2 separate regions of the Homo sapiens genome follow, and region 1 is linked to region 2. The links are chromatin loops, found by intact Hi-C in ENCODE. Cell type or tissue: CD14-positive monocyte. All regions are shown on one strand. Each heading gives the region's core, and the rest is flanking DNA. Links, peaks and the distances in the headings are about the cores only.

Region 1 (4,000 bases), core at 1-4,000, 120 kb after region 2:
AAGACGTCCTGTGAGGACATCCAGATGGCTGCAATGTGGGGCTGCTTCTAAAGCTTGTTTGGAGTGTGGTGTGTTGGGATGCGCACCTGGTCACTCTCCCTCCCCCGCAGAGGTGTGTGGTTGAGGCCCTTTTGGAATGCCCTGCTGCCTTCCTGGCCAGCCTTTTCTGCGCCTCTGTCTCTGTGGTGGTCTGAGCTGTTGGCTCTCTGCCATGTCTTTAGCCACAGCCCTGCTTGAAGCCCTGAGGCTGAATACCCAGGCACCCGTATATTTCAGTCAAGTCCGCCTTAGCTTCCTGGAGCTGCCGCAACAAAGCAGCGCGAGCTGTGCAGCCTGAAGCAGCGGGAATTCACAGTCTAGGCTCTGGAGGCCGGAGTCTCAGATGAAGGCGCAGGCAAGGGCCCTCAGGTGCGGACGCCTCCTCCCTGCCAGGTGCCTTGCCTGCCTCCCTGTGCTCTGCACAGCAATGGCCCTGCAAGTCTTCTGCATCAGCTTTCTCTTCTGCGGACTCCTGCTCCTCTGGGTCAGGGCCCACGCCTGCTGCTTCTGAGAGCCCCTGTTTGTTAAGGATGCTCTCTGAGGTGCTGGGGTCTTCAGTCCATTGTTTTTTGGGGGGCACAGTTCAACCTGTAACGGCCCAAGGGGTTCTTCCTGCCCGCTGCACACATTCAGACCGTGGATTGCAATAAAGAAAAAAAGTTTAGGGCCGGGCGCAGTGGCTCACACCTGTAACCCCAGCACTTTGGGAGGCCGAGGCGGGTGGATCACGAGGTCAGAAGATCGAGACCATCCTGGCTAACACGGTGAAACCCCGTCTCTACTAAAAATACAAAAAATTAGCTGGGCGTGGTGATGCGCGCCTGTAGTCCCAGCTACTGGGGAGGCTGAGGCAGGAGAATGGCTTAAACCCGGGAGGCGGAGCTTGCAGTGAACTGAGATCGCGCCACTGCACTCCAGCCTGGGTGACAGAGCAAGACTCCGTCTCAAAAAAAAAAAACAAAAAAATTAATAGACACGGGCCGGCCAGGCCACATGTGAGATGGAGTTCGTCCTCAGATCATCTTGTCCAAAGCTCCTAGGTTAGGGGTTTTTTCAAAGGCAGTTTTGGGGGAGGGGGGCGGCGGCCAGGCGACTGGTGCTGATAATCATAGGGGTCGGAGCCGTCCACCTGCTGAGCCGCTTCTGGGGGGTCCTGATGCAGCCACGGGTGTCAGACAAGCAAAGACCCTGGAAGGCGGTCTCTGAGGGGCAGCTCCGCCATGGCGGGTTCACAGGAGGCAGGCAGAGCGCGCCTGCGGCCTCGGGGTGCTGGGCTTAGTGGGGCGCGGGCTCCTCATCAGCTTTACGAAGGCGTTGATTCCGGGGCAAGGCCTGTCATGGAAACTGCAGCCTAAATGTTAAGTCAGCGCGGCCCGATGGCCAGGAGTAACCGGGAGGGCGCCACGGGGTGCGCTACCGCAGCTCGCTGTTGGGGTTTTTCTCAGTGATAGAAATTTTGCAGAGGCGGCTTCAAACCTACGGCTCTGTCACTAACTTGCCGTCTCCAAACCTGCTTTGTGGAGGAGCGGATTTCCCGAAGCCTTCGGTCTCTACGGCCCCGCAGGGAGCAGCGCGTCTGACGCCTGAAGCCCGCCGCGGTCAGCCGGCCGACAGGGGGCGTGGGAGCCTGGCTTCCCAGGGGCGTCCACGGAGGCCAAGGCCCTGCCGGATGTCCCGCCCCGGCACCCCGGAAGGAGTCGCGAGAGAGGCGGCCCGCGCTGACGGTGTCCCTGGGGCTCTGCGCTCGTCCGGCCGGCCCCGGCCTCGCCGCCCCGCGCAGTACCCAGCCCGGCCCCGCCGACCCGCCTCTACTGCCGGCTCCGCGCCCTTCCCCGAGGGCTGGATGATGGGCTGTTTCGCCCTGCAAACGGTGGACACCGAGCTGACCGCGGACTCGGTGGAGTGGTGCCCGCTGCAAGGCTGCAGGCACCTGCTGGCGTGCGGGACCTACCAGCTGCGGCGGCCGGAGGACCGGCCTGCCGGCCCCCAGAACAAGGTGCGCGCGCCGCGGCTTCGGGAGGGGAGGGCGGGGCCGGCCACGAGGTTGAGGCCGAAAGGCGCACCGAATCGCCCAGGAGATGAAGAGGGGATATTGGCCCTTTGGCCAGGAGGTAGGCTGGAAACAGTTTAGAATCTTTTTAAAAAAATTGTTCTCGGCCGGGCGCAGTGGCTCACGCCTGTAATCCCAGCACTTTGGGAGGCCGAGGCGGACGGATCACGAGGTCAGGAGATCGAGACCATCCTGGCTAACATGGTGAAACCCCGTCTCTACTAAAAAAATACAAAACAATTAGCCGGGCGTGGTGGCGGCGCCTGTAGTCCCAGCCACTCGGGAGGCTGAGGCAGGAGAATGGCGTGAACCCGGGAGGCAGAGCTTGCAGTGAGCCGAGATCGCACCACTGCATTCCAGCCTGGGCGATACAGCAAGACTACATCTCAAAAAAAAGAAATTACTTTTTTCTGAGACAAGGTCTTGCACTGTCACCCAGGCTGGAGTGCAGCCTCGGACTCCAGGGCTCAGGGCATCCTCCCGCCTCAACCCCCTGAGTAGCTGGCACCACAGGCACGAGCCACCGCCCCCGGCCAACTTTAAAATCTTGAGAGCAGAACGTCTTCTATATACAGGTGTGGCCCAAGGGAATGGGTGGAATGTACAGTAAAGAGAAAGTGGGAATTATATCTTAACTTCTGGTGGGTACATATTAGGATCCAAATTGGGCACTGGAACAACAGGCGTAAGTCAGGACTGTCCCAGGCAAACTGGGTTCTGTGGTTACCCTAGCCATAGCTGGTCCCTGTTGGCCGGTTTAGAAGGAGCCTTCTCTACTGGGTCCAGGAGTGTTCACCTACTCATTAATAGACGTTTCTCCAGCTCAGAAAACCAGAGGTTCTCCTTCCAGGCAGAATTCCACTCCTTTAGTCATGGCAAACCTTTGAGTTCCTTGGATCCCTTTTCCCATCCTTTGGGTTCCTTCGTGTCTTGGGATAATCAGAGACTACCTCTGCATTTTTTGTAGGGTGGAATGGAAGTTAAGGAGCCTCAGGTCCGTTTAGGCCGTCTCTTCCTGTACAGTTTCAATGACAACAACTCTATTCACCCTCTGGTCGAGGTCCAAAGAAAAGATACTTCTGCAATCCTGGACATGAAATGGTATAACTGTGATAATCCCACTGGGTGTAGAATTTGTCATGAGTAGCAATCAGGGAAGCCTGATGCCTGATGCCTTCAACAAGACAGGCATTGCATCTCAACTTTGGATTTGTTTCTTTGCTGTCCCGCCTATCTTCCACCTGGGGAGTGCTTTACCTGGGGCTTATTTCCTTTGTCATGTTCCAGCCGGGGAAGTGATGGGAGTTTTCTGACTTCATAACCTGGGGCGTCTTTTGTTTGAGAACACAGTTGTAGGCTCTAGCCCACTTTTGGAGCTGAGATTTAAATGCAGTGGTGTGTGGCATAATTATGTTTTGGTCAACAATGGAGCACGTATACCATGGTGGTGCCTTAACGTAATGGAGATGCCCTATACAGGTGTACCAGTTTTTATCCTTTTTAATTTTTTTTTTTTTGAGGCAGGGTTTTGTTCCGTTGCCCAGGCTGGAATGCAGTCACGTGATCATAGCTCACTGCAGCCTTGAACTCCTGGGCTCAAGCAATTCTCTGTCTCAGCCTCTCGAGTAGCTGAGACTTCAGACTTCAGGTAGATGCCACCATGCCTCTTTTTTTTTTTTTTGAGACGGAGTCTCGCTCTGTCGCCCGGGCTAGAGTGCAGTGGCGCGGTCTCGGCTCACTGCAAGCTCCGCCTCCTGAGTTCACGCCATTCTCCTGCGTCAGCCTCCCTAAGAGCTCGGTCTACAGGCGCCCGCCACCACACCCGGCTTATTTTTTTGTATTTTTAGTAGAGACGTGGTTTCACCATGTTATTAGGATGGTCTTGATCTCCTGACCTCGTGATCCACCCGC
Region 2 (9,865 bases), core at 2,563-6,562:
AGGACAGAAGACAGTAACCTCTTTATTCCACATGATGATATACATTTACGTAACTGAAATGTTCTTCATGATTAAAATAAAAAGCTTCAAGTTTTTACAACACTACCACTTTATTTGTATGTCTCTTCCTCTAAATGTAATCATAAAATAAGCATGCAATAATCACAACTTAACATAATCTGTAGGAAAAACAAAGGCAGCATATACATATTTGCTTGTTCATTCATTTTTAGAAACAGGGTCTTGTTCTGTCACCCAGGCTGGAGTGCAGTGGTGCAACCACAGCTCACTGCAACCTCCAACTCCTGGGCTCAAGAGATCCTCCCACTTAGGCCTTCCATAGGTGGGACTACAGGCATGTACCACTGTGCCAGGCCAACATCTTTTTCTCTTTTTTTTTTTTTTTGAGACAGAGTCTTGCTCTGTCACCCAGGCTGGAATGCAGTGGCGCAATCTCGACTCACTATAACCTCCGCCTCCTGGGCTCAAGCGATTCTCTTGCCTCAGCCTCCCAAGTAGCTGGGATTATAGGCGCATGGCAATTAGAGCCTGGCTAATTTTTGTATTTTTAGTAGAGACGGGGTTTCATCACATTAGCCAGACTGGTCTCAAACTCCTGACCTCGAGTGATCTGCCCACTTCGGCCTCCCAAAGTGCTGGGATTACAGGTGTGAGCCACCATGCCTGGCCCAACATTTTTAACTGAATTAATTTCCTTCTTGTGGCTGACAGGACAACATTATTTTTCATCTACAAATAGACACCTCTCCATTGTCATTTAATACGAAATGACCATGCATCCAATATAATGTGTCATAACAGTTAACCTTAACTTTACTACATTAGATGTTAGATGCTTTTTTAAAAGACAATTTCTATTATACCTACAGTATAAATTATTAAACTTTTGTGAAGAGCTCAGCATCACCTTTCCAGAGAAGACGGCAGCGCGCCTTCAGGGTTCAAATGCCTGCTCCTGTGGAGCCTCCTCAGCCGCACCTGCACCAGCAGCCCACCTAAGAGATGAGGCACCATCCCCCACAGGCGAAGAATAGGGCACACCCTGCACCCTGCAGGTGAGGTTCCCAGTGCGTGGCCTCCTGCCCCATCAATTTCTACCAAACTACTGACTTTTTTTTTTTTAAATAAACAATGTATAGTGGGGGAAAGATCATAGAAACTGAGACACTGCCCTTTATAAGATTCCTAAAATTCAAAGACAAATAAGGACTAGACATATTTTGGATAATCTCTGTTAAAATTATTCAAAGACAAGCCCATAAAAATATTTAAATAATTTTATAAATTTAAATTTTAAAGAGATAGGAAAAAGAACCAATGGAACTGTGTTGACTGCGACACTGGCCACTGGTATGTCATGAAGAAAAGACTCAATGGTTTCATGGCTGCTGGTAAACCTAGGCCCTGCCTGACCCTGAAACAGACTGAGGGTGCACCTAAGGTTCCAGGCTGGCAGGAAGGACCCCTGCCCATCTGCATCTGGGCCCTGGGGATAGCCAGCCACCTCCCTGCCCACTCTACCTTTGAACAACCTGGCAACCTGCTCACTAGCTTTAAAAATCCTTTCAGCGATACCTGGTGTTAGGCAGCTTCAATGGTCTTCCAGAGACTTTCTCACCCACTAAAGAGATGACACCTGATCCTTCATGTTTATCAAAGACAGAGCAAACAATGGCATTTTACAATCCGCCCAGTCAATACCACCATGAGGTGAAGATTAATAAGGTAGTTTACCATGTCTACAATAATACATCTACATCACAGTTACCTCAGAAGTGATCATTTCTTTTCCTAGTCAAAGTGTGGAGTTTCCACGGCAATCCCTGCTTTTCTACAACATGCTGGATAAGACAAAATGCGTCCACGTTTTGTCAACAAACCAGTAATAATGATCCTCCTCAGCGCTTGTGACAGTGGCCTCCGTTTCCACACTGTGTCTCTGCATGCTACCAGGAGGCTGGAGTGAAAGCCAGGGAGTGAGGCCTCCGCGAGCCACGCCGCCCTCACACGCTGCCCTCACGACAGTGGGGATTGAGGCCTCCGCGAGCCACACCGCCCTCACACGCTGCCCTCACAACAGTGGGGAGTGAGGCCTCCGCGAGCCACGCCGCCCTCACACGCTGCCCTCACAACAGTGCCATCCTCCCTTTGGACCAGAATATGCAATCACATTTTACTCAAAAAGTCAAACTACAAAAAAGGAGCTGTATGGATAGAATCATCTGAACGGAAAACTTAACGGGGAGAAAATATAATCATCTTATCTCAGGGTTCTTTTGCTCATTTTTCCAGAAAGCTTTGTTCTTTTCTTAGACTAAACAAATTACTGAAGACTTCTTGTAATTTGGCTTTATTTTACAAGGATGCAAGAATAAAAACTACTTTGGAAATGAATATTCTATCAACATATTCACTCTAACTTACCAAATATAATGTAAATGATCCAAAGGAAAAATTTCTAATCTCAACAGTAAGATTTTAACCACAAAAAGTGTCCTTCTACATGAGGCTAAAAGAAAAATCTTTAAAGTTACCAGAAATTTAAAACCGCTTCAAAAAAATCTTCAAACAGTATGCTAGGTAAACTGTATGACCCTGTGTGCAGTGAGCACAAGGCCAGGCCGGCCGATCCCAGTGGGCAGAGCAGGATCTCCCTCAGGGCAAATGAGCTCCAGGAGTGCCTGCCCTGGAACCAGAGACCCCCACAGAAACATGGAGGTCAAGTGCTAAAACAATCAGGCACATGGATCTCAAACTCTGCACTGGTTGTTTGTTTGTTTTGAAACAGACAAACTCTGTCATCCAGGCTGGCGTGCAGTGGCACCATCTCGGCTCACTACAACCTCTGCCTCCCAGGTTCACATGATTCTCCTGCCTCAGCCTCCCAAGTAGCTGGGATTACAAGTGCATGCCAACATGCCCAGCTAATTTTTGCACTTTTAGTAGAGACAGGGTTTTACCACATTGGCCGGGCTGGTCTCTAACTCCTGACCTCAAGCGATCCGCCCGCCTCAGCCTCCCAGAGTGCTGGGATCACAGGTGTGAGTCCCCACACCCAGTCTCTGCACTGTTTTCACAGGGCCAGCTCTGTGGTCTGCTCTGGGGTCCTGTGCCTCTGGGTCAGAAGTACCAGAAGGCACAACTACAAGTGAGAAGCACACAAGCTCAGGAGGAAAGGAAGGAAGACGCAGGCATGCTCCCCTGGAACTGATCTGGTATTCTTCCCAGCATGGCCTCTACACACTTCCACCTTGCCATTTGTGTTTTGGGAGGGGTGTGTCAACTTTCACATATTACCTACCCGAGCTTTGAAGATACCCCCATGACGGCAAGACATGAAGAAAATGGAAGGAAAAACCCTTGTGCGGTCTCTTTAAACTTATCTTCGTGATTCTACAGTTGAACTTGATGTTTGCCTTTCACAACCTGGGGGAGACTATTAGAAGGAAGGTCCTTCTCCCCCTCAAGAAAATACATTGGTCCACTGGACTATCCTACACGCTATCAACATTTAAAAACGTCATTTCACAACAACCAACACAAAAGACTGCCTTCTCTACCTAACAGTGGAGATTTTTCTTTATTCTAGTCAAAATAAGAAAAATGTCACATTCCAATCTGCCATTTGCTCCCTTCTGCTTTAGGAAAGCCCAGGATCTGGAAGAGAGACTTGTCTTCTCCTTGGGAACTGTAACAGCAGCAAGAAGGAACTTTAAATGCCAAACGGCTTCTCCAAGATGGGAAGCAACTTCGGTCCAGGAAACTCGTGAGATGAAGAGCACTCTCTACCCGCCCCCTAATTTTAAACCATTTTCCACATACCAATTTCACCAGCTAATTATCGAAAGGGGTGGAGAGAAAAAGAATGAATCCTTTCAATATCTGAGAGATTTTCTTTTCCCTCTTTTGTCTTTTTGTTTTTTCCCTTGGCAGAAAAAGGAGAGTTGGTTCCTAAATTTGGAAAAAAACAATTAATATCCAAAGTAGCCCCAGAAATTACATTTAAGGGATTTTAAAATATCAGGACAGATTCCCTTTCCATCTGCTGCTTAACCCTTGATTGAGCCTCTCTGCAAAGAAAGACAATCAAAGGTGGCCCCGTCCCTACTACTGCCTTTGTCCAGTTCTTTCGGCTATGGCATTTGTCCAAAGATGGCAAAACCAGTGCAAATATCTGCCAGTCCCTCATGTGCCTCCAGCAGTACTCTGAGACTCCACCATCGAGAGGTGGGTCGGTATCCCCCTCCTTTGCCTGGGTGGACCTGAAGTATGTGGCTGAAGTGGCAGCCCATGACACAGACGGCGGCCTCAACCCAGCTCTGCCTTGCTAGCTTGCTCTGTGCTGCCTAGCCACTGTGTGTGAGGGGCCCACGCCACCCGGGAGGCCACACATGGGTGCCCTAGCCAAGAACCCACTAACTAGCACTGGCCACCAGATGTGGAAGGACGCAGCCCACACTAACACCACCCCCATGTTCGAGTCTTCCAGCTGAGACTCATTGACCAAAATAAAGTCATCTCCTCTGTGCCGTCTGAATTCCTGTCCCCTCAAAGGGATAACAAATGATGATTGTTGTTTCAGCCACCGAGTTTCAGGGCAGTGCAGTCCCTGGCGGGAGACAAGGAAAGCAATGCTCTTTGTCCTGACCTTCTTCCCCTCGCCAGCAGGGGTCAGAGCAAACCCCAGCTCCAGGGCTCCGTCCATGCTCCCAGCACAGGCCCGACACACAGATCTCACAGCAATCCAAGCTCTGGGGCTCACCTGCCACCAAGGCCTAGGCTCAACGGCTGTAGTCTGTACCCTCAGGGAACTGGACCAACAGAGAAGATCAGCAAACCAGGAACGTGAGCAGTCTAAGTGCTCCTTACAGAAGAAACACGTGCCGAGGGGAGGCACACAGGGCCGGGCGGCCGGTAATCCAGGTGCCCAGGGTGTGAGCACCTGCCTGCAAAAACCCCAAAAACTCCAAATTCCCATCAGCCAAAACCTGTCTGTTTAGAGTCTTTCAGGTCCAAAACCAAAAAGTAGCCATGACCAGAACGGGTGCCTTGACATAACTGGTGAGTGTGAGGTCAGAGGGTATGTGCTCTAAGGGCAGTCAAGCTGGAAACGGCTACTTGCCGTTCTTACCGCCACTAATATGCTGATGCTCTAGTTTATCTACCATCTCCTTCAAGACCGAGAGTACAATTCTGACAATCTGGTTTACCTGCAACATCAAATTCCTGGGCCTGCCGAGCTGATGGCCTGCCTTCCAGGAGATTCGCCGGGTCAAGGGCACCCCGAGGCCTCGCGCCTGATCACCTGCTCGCCAGCCTCCTGCTAACAGCTCCTGCCTGTGTGCTAGGCGCGTCTCCACCATGGTTGGGCTGCTGACTGGCACATGGCTCAGAGCACAGCCCTGTGGAGACTTACAGCCTCTACCCGCCCAAGTGAAACTGGAAAACATCTACTCCTTCCCTGAGTTTAATATGGAGCAAATTAAGATGAAAATTCATGGAACCTATCAGAAACCACAAGGTTGCTGACCAACAAGACTGCCGACCAACGAGACTGCCTCACAGGCAGGAAGAAGGGCACGGAGCCGGCCTCAGCTGTGCGCCTCCTCCAGTCCCAGCGTCCTGCGCCACCGCATGGTGGGTATCGGCCAGTGTCCTGTGCCACTGTGTGGGGGGTATCGGCCAGAGTCCAGCACCATCGCCTGGTGGGTATCGGCCAGCGTCCTGCGCCACTGTGTGGGGGGTATCGGTTAGCGTCCTGCGCCACTGTGTGGGGGTATCGGCCAGCGTCCTGCGCCACTGTGTGGGGGTATCGGCCAGCGTCCTGTGCCACTGTGTGGGGGGTATCGGCCAGCGTCCAGCACCATTGCCTGGTGGGTATCGGCCAGCGTCCTGCGCCCCTGTGTGGGGGTATCGGCCAGCGTCCTGCGCCACTGTGTGGGGGTATCGGCCAGCGTCCTGAGCCACTGTGTGGGGGGTATCGGCCAGCGTCCTGAGCCACTGTGTGGGGGGTATCGGCCAGCGTCCAGCACCATCGCCTGGTGGGTATTGGCCAGCGTCCTGCGCCACTGTGTGGGGGGTATCGGCCAGCGTCCTGCGCCACTGTGTGGGGGGTATCGGCCAGCGTCCTGAGCCACTGTGTGGGGGGTATCGGCCAGCGTCCTGAGCCACTGTGTGGGGGGTATCGGCCAGCGTCCTGAGCCACTGTGTGGGGGGTATCGGCCAGCGTCCTGAGCCACTGTGTGGGGGGTATCGGCCAGCGTCCTGCGCCACTGTGTGGGGGGTATCGGCCAGCGTCCTGCGCCACTGTGTGGGGGGTATCGGCCAGCGTCCTGAGCCACTGTGTGGGGGGTATCGGCCAGCGTCCTGAGCCACTGTGTGGGGGGTATCGGCCAGCGTCCTGCGCCACTGTGTGGGGGGTATCGGCCAGCGTCCTGAGCCACTGTGTGGGGGGTATCGGCCAGCGTCCTGTGCCACTGTGTGGGGGGTATCGGCCAGCGTCCTGCACCACTGCGTGGTGGGTAAGTGACAGGCAAAGCTTGATAGACTGGCTAGATTCGAATCCCAGCTCTGTCATTAATGAGATGCGTAACCTTGGTTTCTTAACCTCTCTGTGCCCGTTTCCTCTGCAGTAAAATGGGAACAACTAACTACAAAACCAGTTCAGCAGGCTATGCGGGGGCTGCAGGACTCAGGACTGTGGGTGATGCCTAAGTTCTGAATTGATTATCAGCTCTAATATTATTCAATATATTTAATAAATATAAAATTAAAGTGTTTAGTATCTGCCACATGGAAGACATCAGTCACTGCTTGTTAGATACCCGCTAACTTGAACTGTTCAAAAACAAGTCCAGTCCCCTTAGCCCGGCCTCACTGTGCGTCTCCAACTCCACGCTGTGGCTCCGGCCCTCAGCCCATCTCCCCTACGAGTTTAACAATTAACCTGCTCTTTCCATCCACCCACTACACTTTTCCTTTCTAAAAAGTCTTATTATTGCCATGCTGAAAACCTCTGCTGTGCCCATTCGCCAAAGGGTCCAAAGCCCCCAGGTGAGGCAGGCAGAGGTGCCGTCCAGCCGATTCCAAGGACAACCCTTGTGGCCACATCCACCCCGGACTCTCAGGCTTCTGATTGTCCCTTTTTTCCAAAAGACACCCTACCACTGCCCGCACGTGTTCACCCCTCCTCAGCCGGCTCTGAAGTCAGCTCCTGCCCAGGTCTCTTCCTTGGTGCTCCCACACCCAGCAGCAACAGACACTGCGCACTGGAGCATGATGGCTTCACCAGGGCTGGAGCAGGCGCCTGAGCATTGTTCACTGCCGTCCGACACACACACACCATGCAACGTGCTTCTGACCAGCGCGCAGATCATCTAGCTCCTCCCACACATGGAAGATATCAACGTCTAAAAGAGAGTTTTCTCACTTTTTATGGTTTTAAAAACTCCTTTCTAAGTAAAAAGAAAAAGTTGATGGAAAAACACCATCTGAGGCCGGGCTCGGTGGCTCACGTCTGTAATACCAGCACTTTGGGAGGCTGAGGTGGGTGGATCACCTGAGGTCAGGAGTTCGAGATCGGGCCTGGCCAACACAGCGAAACCCCGTTTCCACTAAAAATACAAACACTAGCCCGGCGCGGTGGTGCACGCCTGCAATCCCAGCTACTTGGGAGGCTGAGGCAGGAGAATTGCTTGAACCCAGGAGGCGGAGGTTGCAGTGAGCTAAGATCACACCACTGCACTCCAGCCTGGACAACAGAGTGAGGCTCTGTCTCAAAAAAAAAAAAAAAGAAAGAAAGAAAGAAAGAAAAGAAAAAAAAGAAAAACACCATCTAGTGACGACATGCCATGTGAAAGATCCACAGGTGCACGTAAACGTTCTTCATCAGCGCTGAAGGAGCCCCTTCCCCAGTGGTGTTCTGGAACCTTGCCTGATACTGGCTGGTGTTGTGTATGATTCTCATCCTATACCATTTCCAAATTCTTACACACATCACCCTTCTCATTAGTTCTGCCTGTTTTGCACTTCAATACAATCAGGAATATCCTGTGAATTTTTAGTAAACTGCACTTCATTTATATTTCAGGGAAAGAGAACACTCTCAAAAGGTCCTCTATTAAAAGAGGAAGGAAATGAGAGAACCAGGGCCAGGAAACACAGGGCCCAGTCCCTGCCCAGGGGAGACAGGGCGCTTCGCATGTGGGCGGGAGCCAAGAGCCAGGCAAGTGTACCAAGCACAAGAGGCCACTTCACACCCAGGAGAGACTGTCATCAAAGAGATGGACCCTTACAAGTGCTGGCAAGGACGTGGAGAAGCTGGAACCCTTGCGTGCTGCTAGTGAGAATGCAAAATGGTGCGGTTGCTATGGGAAACAGTATGGCGGTTCCTCAACACATCAAAAATAGAATTACCATATGACCTAGCAATTGAAAGCAGGGTCTCAAAGAGATATTTACACACCATGTTCACAACAGCATTGCTTGCAATAGCCAAGGGGTGGAAGCAACCCAAGTGTCCATCAACGGACATCCACTAATGGACAAACAAAATGTAGTCCATTCATACAACAGAACATTACGGCTGGGCGCGGTGGCTCAAGCCTGTAATCTCAGCACTTTGGGAGGCTGAGGCGGGCAGATCACTTGAGCTCAGGAATTCGAGACCAGACTAGGCAACACAGAGAAACTCTGTCTCTACAAAAAAAAAATTTTAAGAAAAAAAAATATATTTTATATATATATATATAATTACATATATACTATTCAGCCTTAAAAAGGAAGGAAATTCAGACACATCCTATAACACAGATGAACCTTAAGGACATTATGCTATGAGAAATGAGCCAAGCACAAAAGATAAATACTGTATGGTCCACTTGTGTAAGGTCCCTAGATAGTCCAAGTCTTAGAGACAGGAAATAGAAAGGTGGGTGCCAAGAGCTGAGGGGAGGGAGGAATGGAGACTTGGCATTTAATGGAGACAGAGTTTCAGCTTGAAATGATGAAAAAGTTCTGGAGCTGGATGGTGGTAACAGCAGCACAATGTGAATATACTTAACAATACTGAGCTTTATACTTAAAAATGGTTAAGATGGTGAATTTTATGTTATGTATATGTTGTCATAATTTTAAAACATGTTTAAATGAGTCCTCTCTGTATGACCCAGCACCTTAACTTCATGGTGCTTATCTAGAAACACTCTTGGACATGTACATGTGGAAGAATATATGATGCTGTTTAAAGCAGCAGTGCAATTTGTAACAGCAACATACACAAGTGATGATCACAATGACCACCAACACGGGAATGTTTAAAGGAGAGGGCTGGGTGTGGTGGCACACGCCTGTAATCCCAGCTACTTGGGAGGCTAAGGCAGGAGAATCACTTGAACCCGGGAGGCAGAGGTTGCAGTGAGCCGAGATCGCGCCACTGCACTCCAGCCTGGGCGACACAGCAAGACTCTGTCTCAAAAAAAATAAAATAAAATAAACAAGAAACAAGATATATTCTTCGACATCTAGTCTGTAATTTTTTTTTTTTTTTTTTTTTGAGACAGGGTCTCACTGCCACCCAGGCGGGAGTGCAGTGAGGCAATCACAGCTCACTGCAGTCTTGAACTCCTGGGCTCAAGCAATCTTCCCACTTCGGCCTCTCAAAGCGCTGGGATGACAGCATGAGCCGCTAAGCTCAGCCTCCTGCTGTCTGATTATTATGCAACAGCTCATAAAGTTGATCTCTATGTACTGACATGGGAAGAGCTCTATGAAATACTGTGAAATAGAAAAGCAAATACACAAGAGTAAGTCACCCTGCATTCCTCACTTCCAAATTCTACATGAC

Evidence for each region. Hi-C counts contacts between places; a loop is a spot of excess contacts. Peaks named below come from ENCODE experiments on the same cell type or tissue, not always from the same donor. Only the 100,000 strongest peaks of a DNase experiment are listed, where the experiment ranks them.
Region 1: a loop joins it to region 2, with 2.2 times the contacts of the local background. A loop is called at or near these places in 2 of 110 quality-filtered maps.

Annotation. Positions count from the first base shown.
Region 1 is chr9:137,576,660-137,580,659 of GRCh38, reverse strand. DPH7 (diphthamide biosynthesis 7) reads left to right here and starts at 1,735. Exons shown (of 9, transcript NM_138778.5): 1 at 1,735-2,035; 2 at 3,057-3,190. The coding sequence starts at 1,883. RefSeq lists enhancers at 1,330-1,389, 484-1,455 and a silencer at 1,640-2,049. In CD14-positive monocyte, for the core only: CTCF peaks have their summits at 1,426 and 1,628 (motif pointing right); a DNase peak (open chromatin) is centred at 1,689; H3K4me3 peaks cover 1,980 bases; H3K27ac peaks cover 1,759 bases.
Region 2 is chr9:137,690,216-137,700,080 of GRCh38, reverse strand. The region is part of intron 1 of EHMT1 (euchromatic histone lysine methyltransferase 1); the gene reads right to left. Among named protein-coding and RNA genes, the nearest start is that of EHMT1, 76 kb to the right of the region's middle. RefSeq lists enhancers at 3,864-4,548, 9,674-9,865. In CD14-positive monocyte, for the core only: CTCF peaks have their summits at 4,468 and 4,667 (motif pointing right); a DNase peak (open chromatin) is centred at 4,700; H3K27ac peaks cover 1,501 bases.